4 separate regions of the Homo sapiens genome follow, and regions 1, 2 and 4 are each linked to region 3. A link is a contact called in ENCODE Hi-C or POLR2A ChIA-PET data. All regions are on one chromosome and are shown on one strand. The core of a region is the stretch at or near the end of the contact, and the rest is flanking DNA. Distances in the headings are between cores, read along the strand shown. Region 1 holds the start of PRKCSH (PRKCSH beta subunit of glucosidase II). Region 2 holds the start of ZNF653 (zinc finger protein 653). Region 3 holds the start of ZNF490 (zinc finger protein 490). Region 4 holds the start of LDLR (low density lipoprotein receptor).

The links. A loop is a pair of places that touch in the nucleus more often than their neighbours do. ChIA-PET counts read pairs that join two places held with the same protein, here RNA polymerase II (POLR2A). Pooled maps may share reads with other maps.
Region 1: a loop to region 3 is called in a map with no recorded cell type, with 19 times the contacts of the local background. The contact joins the promoter of PRKCSH here to the promoter of ZNF490 in region 3. A Hi-C loop is called at or near these places in 2 of 37 single-sample maps with no recorded cell type and 5 of 50 pooled maps.
Region 2: a map with no recorded cell type shows a loop between it and region 3 (8-fold over the local background). The contact joins the promoter of ZNF653 here to the promoter of ZNF490 in region 3. A Hi-C loop is called at or near these places in 1 of 37 single-sample maps with no recorded cell type and 4 of 50 pooled maps. POLR2A ChIA-PET finds 5 or more read pairs at or near these places in 1 of 52 experiments (naive thymus-derived CD8-positive, alpha-beta T cell).
Region 4: a pooled map shows a loop between it and region 3 (25-fold over the local background). The contact joins the promoter of LDLR here to the promoter of ZNF490 in region 3. A Hi-C loop is called at or near these places in 1 of 37 single-sample maps with no recorded cell type and 6 of 50 pooled maps. POLR2A ChIA-PET finds 5 or more read pairs at or near these places in 2 of 52 experiments (GM10248 and naive thymus-derived CD8-positive, alpha-beta T cell).

Annotation. Positions count from the first base shown.
Region 1 is chr19:11,434,063-11,437,167 of GRCh38, reverse strand. It overlaps PRKCSH (PRKCSH beta subunit of glucosidase II), which reads right to left and starts at 1,533. Exons shown (of 18, transcript NM_001289104.2): 1 at 1,462-1,533; 2 at 972-1,127; 3 at 663-779. The coding sequence starts at 1,050. ODAD3 (outer dynein arm docking complex subunit 3) reads left to right here and starts at 2,047. Exons shown (of 13, transcript NM_145045.5): 1 at 2,047-2,395. The coding sequence starts at 2,152. RefSeq lists enhancers at 976-1,195, 1,446-1,855, 1,429-1,928.
Region 2 is chr19:11,504,494-11,507,274 of GRCh38, reverse strand. ZNF653 (zinc finger protein 653) reads left to right here and starts at 1,436. Exons shown (of 9, transcript NM_138783.4): 1 at 1,436-1,787. The coding sequence starts at 1,489. ECSIT (ECSIT signaling integrator) reads left to right here. Exons shown (of 8, transcript NM_016581.5): 8 at 847-1,346. The coding sequence ends at 1,091. RefSeq lists silencers at 1,241-1,290, 1,451-2,120 and an enhancer at 2,271-2,340.
Region 3 is chr19:12,609,552-12,612,251 of GRCh38, reverse strand. It overlaps ZNF490 (zinc finger protein 490), which reads left to right and starts at 1,439. Exons shown (of 5, transcript NM_020714.3): 1 at 1,439-1,688. The coding sequence starts at 1,572. ZNF791 (zinc finger protein 791) reads right to left here and starts at 1,332. Exons shown (of 4, transcript NM_153358.3): 1 at 1,170-1,332. The coding sequence starts at 1,172. RefSeq lists enhancers at 1,161-1,220, 1,551-1,770 and a silencer at 1,361-1,420.
Region 4 is chr19:11,087,895-11,090,729 of GRCh38, reverse strand. LDLR (low density lipoprotein receptor) reads right to left here and starts at 1,267. Exons shown (of 18, transcript NM_000527.5): 1 at 1,115-1,267. The coding sequence starts at 1,181. LDLR-AS1 (LDLR antisense RNA 1) reads left to right here and starts at 1,071. Exons shown (of 1, transcript NR_163945.1): 1 at 1,071-1,662. RefSeq lists enhancers at 1-106, 1-417, 418-1,013 and a silencer at 177-436.

The DNA of each region.
Region 1 (3,105 bases), core at 284-2,783, 1.2 Mb after region 3:
GCTACTCAGGAGGCTGAGGCAGGAGAACGGTGTGAACCCGGGAGGCGGAGCTTGCAGTGAGCCGAGATGGCGCCACTGCACTCCAGCCTGGGAAACAGAGCAAGACTCCGTCTCAAAACAAAAACAAAACCAAAGACACGGTCTCATCCAGGCACGGTGGCTCACACCTGTAACCCCAGCACTTTGGGAGGCCAAGGCAGGAGGATGACTTGAGCCCAAGAGTTCCAGGCTGCAGTGAGCTACGATCATGCCACTGTACTCCAGCCTCAGCAACAAAGCAAGACCCTGTCTCTTCAAAACACACAAAAACAAAAAGCCAGGGTCTCCCTTCACCTCTGTCTCCTGCTGGATTGCTCTTGGCCCCACCCTGTCTCCCACTTCTAGGGGTTTGCCCGTGTTGACCCCTCCATCTGCAGCACCTTCGGGATTCAACTGAAACCTCACCTCCTTGGAGGAGCCTTCTCTGACCCCGAGGCTTGGGAGGAGGACGACTCTGGGCTCCTCCAGCTGCCCGGGGCCATAACACTGACCACTGACTTCTGAGCTTGTTTCTGCCCACTCAAAGGGGAGCCAGCAGAGGTAGTATCTTGGTCACACAGACAGGGCCTGGCACTGAGCAGTGTTCAATAAACATCTGATGGATGAACAGAGAAAAGGCTCACCTGGCTCGTCAGAGCCATCTTTGCAGTCGCAATAGTCATCGTTGACCTGATCAAATGGGATGGTGGCCGAACCGTCCAGGCAGGTGAAAGGCTTGGACTCATCGTAGAAGTGATGATCTGCGGGGTACAGGAAGCTCAGCCCAGGGCAGGTAAGCGCCTTCTCCACCAAATACCACCTCTGTCCTCCCATCCCCACCAGCGGAGCACTACCGGGAAACTGAGTCAAAAGGCTGTAAATGCCTATCCCTAAGGCCCAATGTTGGCCCCTCCCACCTCCAGCCTGGCGGGAGGGTGAACAGGAGGACTCACTGGTGAGGGAGACGCCCCGGGGCCTCTTGACCTCCACGGCCCAGCACATGGGTAGCAGCAGCAGCAGCGGCAACAGCATCTCACCAGACGCTCTGAGGCCCGAAACGGGTTCTGTGGGAGGAAGCCTACAGCGGGGAGATGCGCTGTGTCTTCACGCTGCAGGAAGAAAGCGGATCCCGGTCAGTGGGAGAGGGCTACTTCCAGCCAATTGGATTCCTCCATCGCTTCCAGGCAATGAGGCCTCACTTTGTTTCCGATATGGGGGCGAGGGGCAGCGATCTCCCCAATCCTGGCCAGTCTCACTTTGCTCAAATCAATGGCGAGGATCTCAAGATCTCAAAACCTCCGCTCCCTGTGCCCAATTGTGACCCAATTCCCGCCAACAGACCAAAGGGATTAACAGCCTCCGCCGTCCACACCCACACATGCACCCTCCGGTTGCCCCCTGTAAGAAACTGAGGTGCCCTCCCACCCGCTCGTTCACACCTACACGAGGCCGGAGCAAAGGTCAGTATCCACCGCACCCCTCTTGTCCAGCAGCCGCGGTTCCTGCTGCAGAAAGAAAGCGGAAATTTCTGGACCCCGTCACTTCCGGTCGTACGTTCCGCACCGGGAACGGAGACTCAGGGTCGCCATGTTGGGAGAGGCAGGAGTGGGGGCGGTGCCAGAGCCGAGACGGCCATCTTGGGCAGGACTGTGAAACCTTAGAGAGGATAGTTCTGAGGGCTAGCTCTTAATGGCGGCGCAGCGTACCTCCATCTTGGGAGTGGCGGCTTCTCAAGCCGGAAAGAAAGTTCCTGAAAAATGCCCGCGAACCCCCAGGGGCGGGATAAGGTTGGGGGAGGTAGGGAAACGGAATGAGCACGTGACCCCAAAGTGTCCAGACCCTCCGTCCTGCGGCGCGGCTCTACCCCGCCCACTGTTGGGACCGCCCCTCTATGCAGCCTCAGCCAATGAGAACGCAGTGTCAGCCACGGAACGCGGGTGATCTCCATGGAAACAGTGGAGAGAGACGGGGAGGCGGTTACCTGGCAACCGAGAGATGCGGAGCGCAACCACCTAGCGGTCGGAAAGTGCATTTTTCAGAGCCCTAGGAATCCGAGCTGACGGATCCCTGACAGGGGCGACTGACTCCTAGTTATCCCCCTAACCCCTAGGGGCCTTCAGCCCCAACCCCATCATGACATCTCCTCTGTGCAGGGCGGCCTCCGCCAACGCCCTGCCTCCTCAGGACCAGGCTTCGACGCCCTCTTCCAGGGTCAAGGGCAGGGAGGCTTCGGGCAAACCCAGCCACCTCCGAGGCAAGGGCACAGCCCAGGCGTGGACCCCAGGCCGTTCCAAGGGAGGATCCTTCCACAGAGGTGCAGGGAAGCCCTCTGTGCACTCTCAGGTGGCTGAGTTACATAAAAAGATACAACTGTTAGGTAAGATGGCTCCAGAGGGTACAGAGGGTCAGGGGTCAACAGTGCCCATCCAATCTTCATGGTGTGACAAAGGTATTTCTCCAGCATGAGTCTAGGTAAACCGTTTCTGGGCAAAAACTCATACTTAGTTCATGTTTTTCCTTCTCTGTCTCTTAAAACTTCTCATGGGTTCAGAACCGACTGAACTGTACTTCATACTTTCTTGTAATTTATTTTCTCTATTTTTTTTTTTTTTTTTGGCAGAATCTCACTCTGTTGCCAGGTGGGAGTGCAGTGGAACGATTTCGGCTCACTGCAACCTCCGCCTCCCGGGTTCAAGCGATTCTCCTGCCTCAGCCTCTTGAGTAGCTGGGACTACAGGCACACGCCACCACGCCTAACTAATTTTTGTATTTTTAGTACAGAGGGATTTCACCATATTGGCCAGGGTGGTCTCAATCTCTTGACCTCCCAAACTGCTGGGATTACAGGCGTGAGCCCGCCTCGGCCTCCCAAACTGCTGGGATTACAGGCGTGAGCCACTGCACCCGCGTTTTTTTTTGTTTTGTTTTTTGTTTTTTGAGACAGGGTCTTGCTCTGTCGCCTAGGCTGGAGAGCAGTGGCATGATCTCGGCTCACTGCAACCTCTGCCTCCAAGGTTCAAGCGATTCTCGAGCCTCAGCCTCCTGACTAGCTGGGACTATAGGTGCGTGCCACCACACCTAATTTTT
Region 2 (2,781 bases), core at 187-2,686, 1.1 Mb after region 3:
CCTGGACAGGCAGGACTTCCAAACATTCCAAACACCACCCAGGATGAGGGGCGGCCTCTGGGGTCAAGGGGTAGGCCCAGGCTGAGACGCAGTCCACTTACACCCTCGTCCTCCGGCCGCACACACTCATTTGCCCCAGGGGCTCCAGACCTGAGGTCACCCAGCCCTGTTGGCCCTTGTTCATTCCCTCCCTCCTACAACTCTGTGCTGGCTACTGGGTGTCACCAGGACAAACCTAGTCCCTCGAGTCAGCAAGGGAACAGGCAAATTACACTTTGGGGAGCTTAGGAGAGGAGCATGCCTTGAGTGGGGGGTCAGGAGGCCTTCCTGGCAGAATACAGAAAAACCAGGAGTCATCGCCCGGGTGAAGTGTGGAGTGGGCAGCCTAGGCAGCGGGGCTAGCTTGTGCAAAGGTTTGGAGGCACAAGAAAGTGGAAGGAAGCCGGGCACAGTGGCTCACGCCTGTAATCCCAGCACTCTGGGAGGCTGAGGCGGGTAGATCATTTGAGGTCAGGAATTCGAGACCAGCCTGGCCAACATGGTGAAACCCCATCTCTACTAAAAATTTAAAAATTAGCCCGGCGTGGTGCTGTGCACCTGTAATCCCAGCTCCTCGGGAGGCCGAGGCAGGAGAATCACTTGAACCTGGGAGGCGGATGTTGCAGTGAGCCGAGATCTCGCCACTGCACTCCAGCCTGGGTGACACAGCGAGACTCCGTCTCAAAAAAAAAAAAAAAAAAAAAAAGGAAGTGGAAGGGAGTGTAAAATACCTCAAAAAGGTGTAGGCATGGGTTAGCCGCTGCAGCCCCCACTGTGCAAACCTTAAGGGTGCATGTCTTCCAACAGTGGAGGAAGGCCCTGTCTTCGCCATGTGCATGGCGGGTGCTCATGACCAGGCGACGATGGCTAAGTGGATCCAGGGCCTGCAGGAGACCAACCCAACCCTGGCCCAGATCCCCGTGGTCTTCCGCCTCGCCGGGTCCACCCGGGAGCTCCAGACATCCTCTGCAGGGCTGGAGGAGCCGCCCCTGCCCGAGGACCACCAGGAAGAAGACGACAACCTGCAGCGACAGCAGCAGGGCCAGAGCTAGTCTGAGCCGGCGCGAGGGCACGGGCTGTGGCCCGAGGAGGCGGTGGACTGAAGGCATGAGATGCCCTTTGAGTGTACAGCAAATCAATGTTTTCCTGCTTGGGGCTCTCTTCCCTCATCTCTAGCAGTATGGCATCCCCTCCCCAGGATCTCGGGCTGCCAGCGATGGGCAGGCGAGACCCCTCCAGAATCTGCAGGCGCCTCTGGTTCTCCGAATTCAAATAAAAAGGGGCGGGAGCGCTGTTGGTTGTGCGCATGCGCAGTTTCCATTCTTGGTCTCCTTTTGGCGCCCTGGGGCAGCGAGAGACCGTGAGAAATTTCTCGGCGGCGCCGAAGATGCGCGCCACTTCCGGTCTGGCTCCTAACAACGGGGGAGGCTGGTAACCAGGGTGGGGGGGATGGCGGAGCGGGCGCTAGAGCCCGAGGCGGAGGCGGAGGCTGAGGCGGGCGCGGGCGGGGAGGCAGCAGCCGAGGAGGGCGCAGCGGGCCGAAAGGCGCGGGGCCGGCCGCGACTCACGGAGTCGGACCGGGCCCGGCGACGGCTCGAGTCCCGGAAGAAGTACGACGTGCGGCGCGTGTACCTGGGCGAGGCGCACGGGCCCTGGGTGGACCTGCGGCGCCGCAGCGGCTGGAGCGACGCCAAGCTCGCCGCCTACCTCATCTCTCTGGAGCGCGGCCAGCGGAGCGGCCGCCACGGGTGAGGGGGCCTGGCCCCGAGGGAGGGAGGGAGGAGACGCCCCCAGACCCCGCCGGGCTTTACCCCGCCCCCTCCGCTTCTAGGGCCAGCCCCCGGCACCTGCGGACCCCGCCCAGGAGCCGGGCCGGCGGCCTGGGTCTCGTACTGCCTGGCCGGGACGCGCCTGGCTCGTGGCCCCGCCTCCCATCGTTCCGACTGCCCAATCCTAGGGTGCACCCAGCCCCTCGACCCGCCTTCTGAGCGCTTGGCCCCGCCCGCTAGAACTCTGGCGGCCCAATCCTGGGACTGGCCCCACCTCCAGGCCTTGTAACTAACCAGGCCCTGGGGGGGCAGCCCCGCCCCCTCACCGGTCTCATCCTCCCCCGCTTAGTTCCCCACCTGGCCTGGGACTCTGGACACCCTGGGGCACTCAGCCCTGCCCTTCTTGAAGTTCTGGTGCCCCATCTGGGACTCCGTATGGCCCCATTCCCACAACCCTAGATCCAACACATCCGGGGGACCCTTCACAACCTGGACTGCACTCCCCTAAACCTATTTCTGTGAAGCAACTCAGCCCAGGGAGACTCGGATGAAGAGGAAACCCCTAGTTAGCTTGGCAGGTGGAGGGCAGAGAGGCCTGTCTTTGTAAATTCTCAGTCTTGAGAAGGAGCAGTGTGGATGGAGTTTTTCCCTTCCTGCCTTATATGTTGATGTGATGATTGAGTTAAAATAGGCAAAGAGCTTAGAAGAGTGCCTGGCAGGTAGTGGGTTCCCTAAGTATTAACTTTTACGAGGATGACGTTTATTCCGTATCACAAGCAGTGCCGCAAGGAAATCCTTGTTCTGCCCTGGTTTTCAGGTACACATGTTCTCATGTTTCTCTGGGGGGAGATTCTGAGAGTCAAGAATCAAACAGATCCTGCTAAGTTATACCCACCCCTTTCCCAGGACAGCAGGCTGGCTTATATGCTCAAGAGCAGGACTGGAAATGCTGGGAGCGCAAAGATACCTGCCT
Region 3 (2,700 bases), core at 190-2,689:
GCCTGAGCAACACAGCCAGACCCCATCTGTTAAAAAAAAAAAAAAGAAAATAATAATGTCAGTTAATTATTTCCATGGCAATAAATAGTTTACAAAAGTATTACTTCTATCTGAATGCTTCTAGATGTTGCAAGTTTAAGTCCTGGAATACCATCTGAAACATCAAACTAAAAGAACAGACCTGAGAAACATATTCCATGTGCTCAGGGAAAGAACAAAGAATTTTTAACAAATGTAATATTGGGATGTTTTTTGTTTTCTGAGATTCATTTCTTTTTTGCCCTTTGGAAATATTTTGTACTGTCTCTCAAGTTCTTCTGATAACATATATTTTATATTTATTGGAAAAATGACATTCGAGTGAATAAATCTTTTCAAGGTCATAAACCCAAGGCGGGACAGTGCCAATCTGAAACTGTGCTGAAAAGATAGATTACCCAGGAAAGTTTACAAAAAGGAACCTCAACGCAAAGGAGTTCCCATAGGATGTCTGTGCCCTGGAAAGGTACCAGGATGAGGGCCACAGCATTTTATGCAGATTAGTTCCAAGTGAATAATTTTTCTGATTTTTCTCTGATGTAAAATATCCACAAACAAGAAATAAATCGTTTAAAAGAGGCATCTATTGGAAAAAAGATTATTAAAATACTGCGTGTGTTTGAAATGCACCACACAGGACAAAGAGTTGGTGACGATGTTTTCCACTGGCGAGCGGAAGTAGGCGTTTGGGAATTCGGGGAGGGATCCGGAAATCTAGGGATTAATGGCCCGCCGTGGGAGGAGCTAGGCTGGGGGGACAGGGTAGTGGATTTGAGACTCTGCTTCCAACATCTTTGGAAGACTCAGGGGGAAACAGCCTTTGGGAAGAAAGAAGGGACTGGGAACCCCAGACTGTAGCTCCTCCCACACAAACCAAACACACAAGGCGGGATTCTCCCCAGGACCCTCCCGTGGTCCCTGCACGATCTGGGAAAGACGCGGGGCTGCGGGCGCGGAGTTGTCCAGAGAGGGCTCCGGGGCTGGGACCGCAGTCGCCGCGCAGGGACGGGACAGGACGCTTGGAGTTCCAGCTGCCAGCCCAGCCCCACACTGCGGCCGGAGGTGACCGTGGGGAGGCCCGGGTCCCGCGATCACGGCCGGTTCCAACTAGTCCGGCCCTGCACACTCACCATTTTCCGGCCTCGCGGGTGTCCCGGTGTTGTCCCTAAGGTTCACGGAGCCAGCGCAGGGTACAGCGCATCCGATGCAGGGGTACAGCAACCTGACGCGTCAAGGGGCCAGGAGACCCCAAGCTAAGCACAACCCGATCGCACAGTGACGTAGCACGCATTTGCGCAGCGTAGCCGTACCCTCCTTTCCGGCGCCGCCCCTGATTGGACAATTATACAGCCCCGCCCCTTTTTGTCCGAATGACAGCTAGGCAGCAGGTCTAGTAGCTAGGCAGATCTCGCTTCCGCCGGTGGGACGGAACTGGTGCCCTCCGTGGACAATTGTGTTGAAGCAGAAATTGTTCCGGATCTCGGGTCGGACACGGAAGTCTTCCTGCAGTGTTTCTGGATGCGGGGACAGGGATGCGCAGGAATTCCAGTCTCAGTTTCCAGATGGAGCGACCCCTCGAGGAGCAAGTCCAGAGCAAGTGGTCGTCTAGTCAAGGCCGCACAGGAACAGGAGGGTCTGATGTCCTCCAGGTACCAGGGGCTTGGCATAATGTTGTAAGGCCTCTCGTGGAATAGTGACCCTTGTTTATAAACAGACGGTTACCCCATCATGTGTAATAAAAAGTGTGGTTGCATTTTAATCTTTGACCATAACAGCGTTGAGGCGTCCACCTTTCTTTTCCCCACCTCCACACATTTGGCACTTTAGAAAAGGAACCCCAAGGCAGGGCTTGGTGGCGCACACCCGTAGTCCCAGCTACTGCGTGGTGGGGGCGGTGGGGGAGGTCGGGGGGTGGGTGGGCTGAGGCGGGTGGATCGCTTGACTCCAGGAGTTTGAGTTCAGTCTGGGCAACATGGCCAGAACCCATCCCAAGAAAAAAAAAAAAAGGAAAGAAAGAAAAAACAATCCGTAGGACACCCGAGCACTTGGCTCGGGTGGTAAATTGCAACCCTAACCTGGGCACAGGGACTCTTCAGACCAATCACGATCTATGAGACGTGCTCAGTAAACTGCGTTTTACTCTGGAAGGAAATGGTTTGTTTTCGTTGTTTTTTTGTTTGTTTGTTTTTAGTTTAAGCATGTTTTTATTGCTTTTCATTTTTATTTTTATTTTTGTAGATTTATGGTTACAAATGCACTTGTGTTACGTGGATATATTTCATAGTGGCGAAGTCTGGCTTTTAGTGCACCCATCACCCAAAGAGTGTATATTGTACCCAATAGGTAATATTTCATCCCTCATCCCCCCTCTCTGTCCAACCTATTGGCATCTCCAGTGTCTATTATTCCATTCTGTATGTCCATGTTTACCCATTGTTTAGCTCCCACTTATATGTAAGAAGATGCAGTTTTTGACTTTCTGTTTTTGCATCATCGCACTTAGGATAATGGCCTCCAGTTCCATCCGTGTTGCTGTAAAGTGGAAGGAAATTTATCTCAAATAAGTTTTCTAAAGTGTCCCTACAGAACTTGGAAAGACCAAGAGCCCAAAACCAGCCTGGGCAACATAGCGAGACCCCATTTCTCAAAAAATTTTTAAAA
Region 4 (2,835 bases), core at 18-2,517, 1.5 Mb after region 3:
ACCGGGGACTTCGCCAGGAGGGCCCAGGATAACGGAGGGCGACTCGTGTATGTCGCGGAGGCGGCTCCGGGGACCCGGGACTTGTCGTCGCCTTTGTGACAGGAACCGCGGAGGAACGCCAGGCCTCCCCTGCATCCGCCTCGCCCCGGACAAGGTGAGGCTCAGACTTCCGCGCCAGCCCCGCCCCGCTCGTACACAAGCCCCGTCCTCCCGACGCCCGCCTCCGCCTCCACCGCCTCACATTGGACAAGGGGAGTGGCTCGAGGGTGGCCTGTTGGACTACACCCAATGGAATTCGGGGGGCGGGCCAAAGGGGCGGGGGCAGGGGCGGGAGGGGGTGGCCCCCGTCCCGGAGCACGCGGCGGAATCCCGGGACTGCACCCAACTCAGGATGGCAGTGGCGCCCTGGGGTCGCGCAAAGCGGATCGGGACCCCTGAGCCCGCGGTGACCTCCAGGCTGGACATCCGGGTCTCCAGTCGCCCTCGCCCCCAGAAGGACTTAAGGCGGGGGTGGGAGTGATCCCTTGTTTTAGGACTGGAGGTCCCCACACCCAGCTCCGAGTTAGAAGAGAGGGTCCCGGCCGGGCGCGGTGGCTGACGCCTGTAATCCCAGCACTTTTGGGCAGATCACCTGAGGTCGGGGTTCGAGACCAGCCTGGCCAAAATGGTGAAAACCCGTCTCTACTAAAAATACAAAAATTAGGCGGGCGTGGTGGTTGGGCGCCTGTAATCCCAGCTATTCGGGAGGCTGAGAGAGGAGACTCGCTTAAACCCGGGAGGCGGAGGTTGCAGTGAGCTGAGATCGTGCCACTGCACTCCATCCTGGGCGACAGAGCTAGACTCCGTCTCAAAGAAGATGCGGTCCCTCACCCTGTGGAGACTTGGGGGACAGCGGTGCCCCGTTTCCCTTAAATCCCTCAGACTCCTCCCGACCCTCGCGCTCCCCTCAGCGCCCCCCTCCAGCGCCCCCTCCAGCCGTTTGGGAAGGACCCCGTGCCATTACCCCACAAGTCTCCCAGGGATGGAGTGATTATTTGTACCCAAAAAAATAAATTCCCAAGGGCCCCCCGGGGGCTCCCTCTCAACCTATTCTGGCGCCTGGAGCAAGCCTTACCTGCAGTCCCCGCCGCGGCGAGGAGCAAGGCGACGGTCCAGCGCAATTTCCAGCCCCAGGGCCCCATGCTCGCAGCCTCTGCCAGGCAGTGTCCCGACCCGGATCACGACCTGCTGTGTCCTAGCTGGAAACCCTGGCTTCCCGCGATTGCACTCGGGGCCCACGTCATTTACAGCATTTCAATGTGAGGTTTCTAGCAGGGGGAGGAGTTTGCAGTGGGGTGATTTTCAAATGTCTTCACCTCACTGCAAGAGGAGGAGTTTCGAACGGCCGATGTGACATCGGCTTTTTAACCCGTGAAGCTCTGATTCCCACTCCAGTCCTTCGAAAGTGTCGCCAGGGCAGGCGACTTGATTTGTTGTATTTGGGTCTCCGGTGAAGAGCTGACGCCCCCTCAAAATTGGAAACGCATCTTCTGAAAGATCCTCCTGAAATTTCTCGATGTTTAACTGTTAACATTTTGCTGTTGTTGTCCACAGAAGGATAACAACAGCCTTTCAAGATCCTCCAATAGCCTAATGCCATTGTCCTCTCTGCCTCAAAAGGAAAACACTAAAAATGTTGGGAACTTCCGCCACTTTCTATATTTGCCTTTTCCTTTCTAGGAATTGTGTATAGATTTTTAGCTTCCTTTCGTTGTATATTGTTTTTACATTGTTATTCCAAATCACCTAATAGACACTGATCAATCAGGAATTTAAATAAAATCTTCACAAAAGTACAGCCAAAAAAATATTTTTTGTTTTGTGGGATCCCGCCTTTGGCTGAGTATAAACATCTGAAAAATCAATTGTACGGATACCTGGAGTCTGGACGTAAATATTGATTTCTCCCCTTAGGAGAAGGAGTTGAACAAACAGAAGGGCGGTTTCCTCTCCCTCAAAGCAAAATCAAAACAAAACAGGGCTTTCACAGTTGAACTTGAACCCCTAAGCCACAGAGAGCTGGTGGAGACCAACTTTTAGAATTGAGTCTCTTTGGGGACTCATGGGGTTGCCAGAGGCCTCTTGCCAAAAAGGCACATGTGAGAAACTTGCCTGAACCCCACACAGGGCTGGGCAGTCTTGGCGGTTCCCCCAGGAATAAGCTGGATTTCTCTGGGATTTTGCAAACTGACTTTGGCAGGCAGTGCTAACCTCTCAGCAGGATTTTAGGGAAACCTAGGAGACCAGGCAGAAAAGGGACAAATTGAACTCTCAGAAGGACAAAAAAAAAGATTAATCAGGGAAAATAATTTTTTAATTATTTTTATTATAATTTTTTAAATAATTATTTATTATTTATTTATCATTATTTCCAGCTGTCACTCAGGCTGGACTGCAGTGGCGTGATCACAGCTCTCTGCAGCGTCAACCCTGGGCTCAAGGAATCCTCCCACCTCAGCCTCCTGAATAGCTAGGACCACAGGAGTGCACCACCATGCCCAACTAATTTTTAATTTTTTTTTATAGATGGGGTCTCACTATGTTGCCCAGGCTGGTCCCAAACTCCTAGCTTCACTCAATCCTCTTCCTCTTGCATCATGATGCCTCTCAAATTGCTGGCTTTACAGGCATGAGCCACTGTGCCCAACCCAGAAGAAGAAATTGATGATAAGAATTTTTGGCAGTTAAGACTCAGTTTCAGAATTCGGCCTTGGACAGATAAATTAGCTTTCCCAACCTGTAAAGGGGCCATCAAAATGCTTGAACCTACTTGGCAGGCTCAGTGTCAAGGTCAAA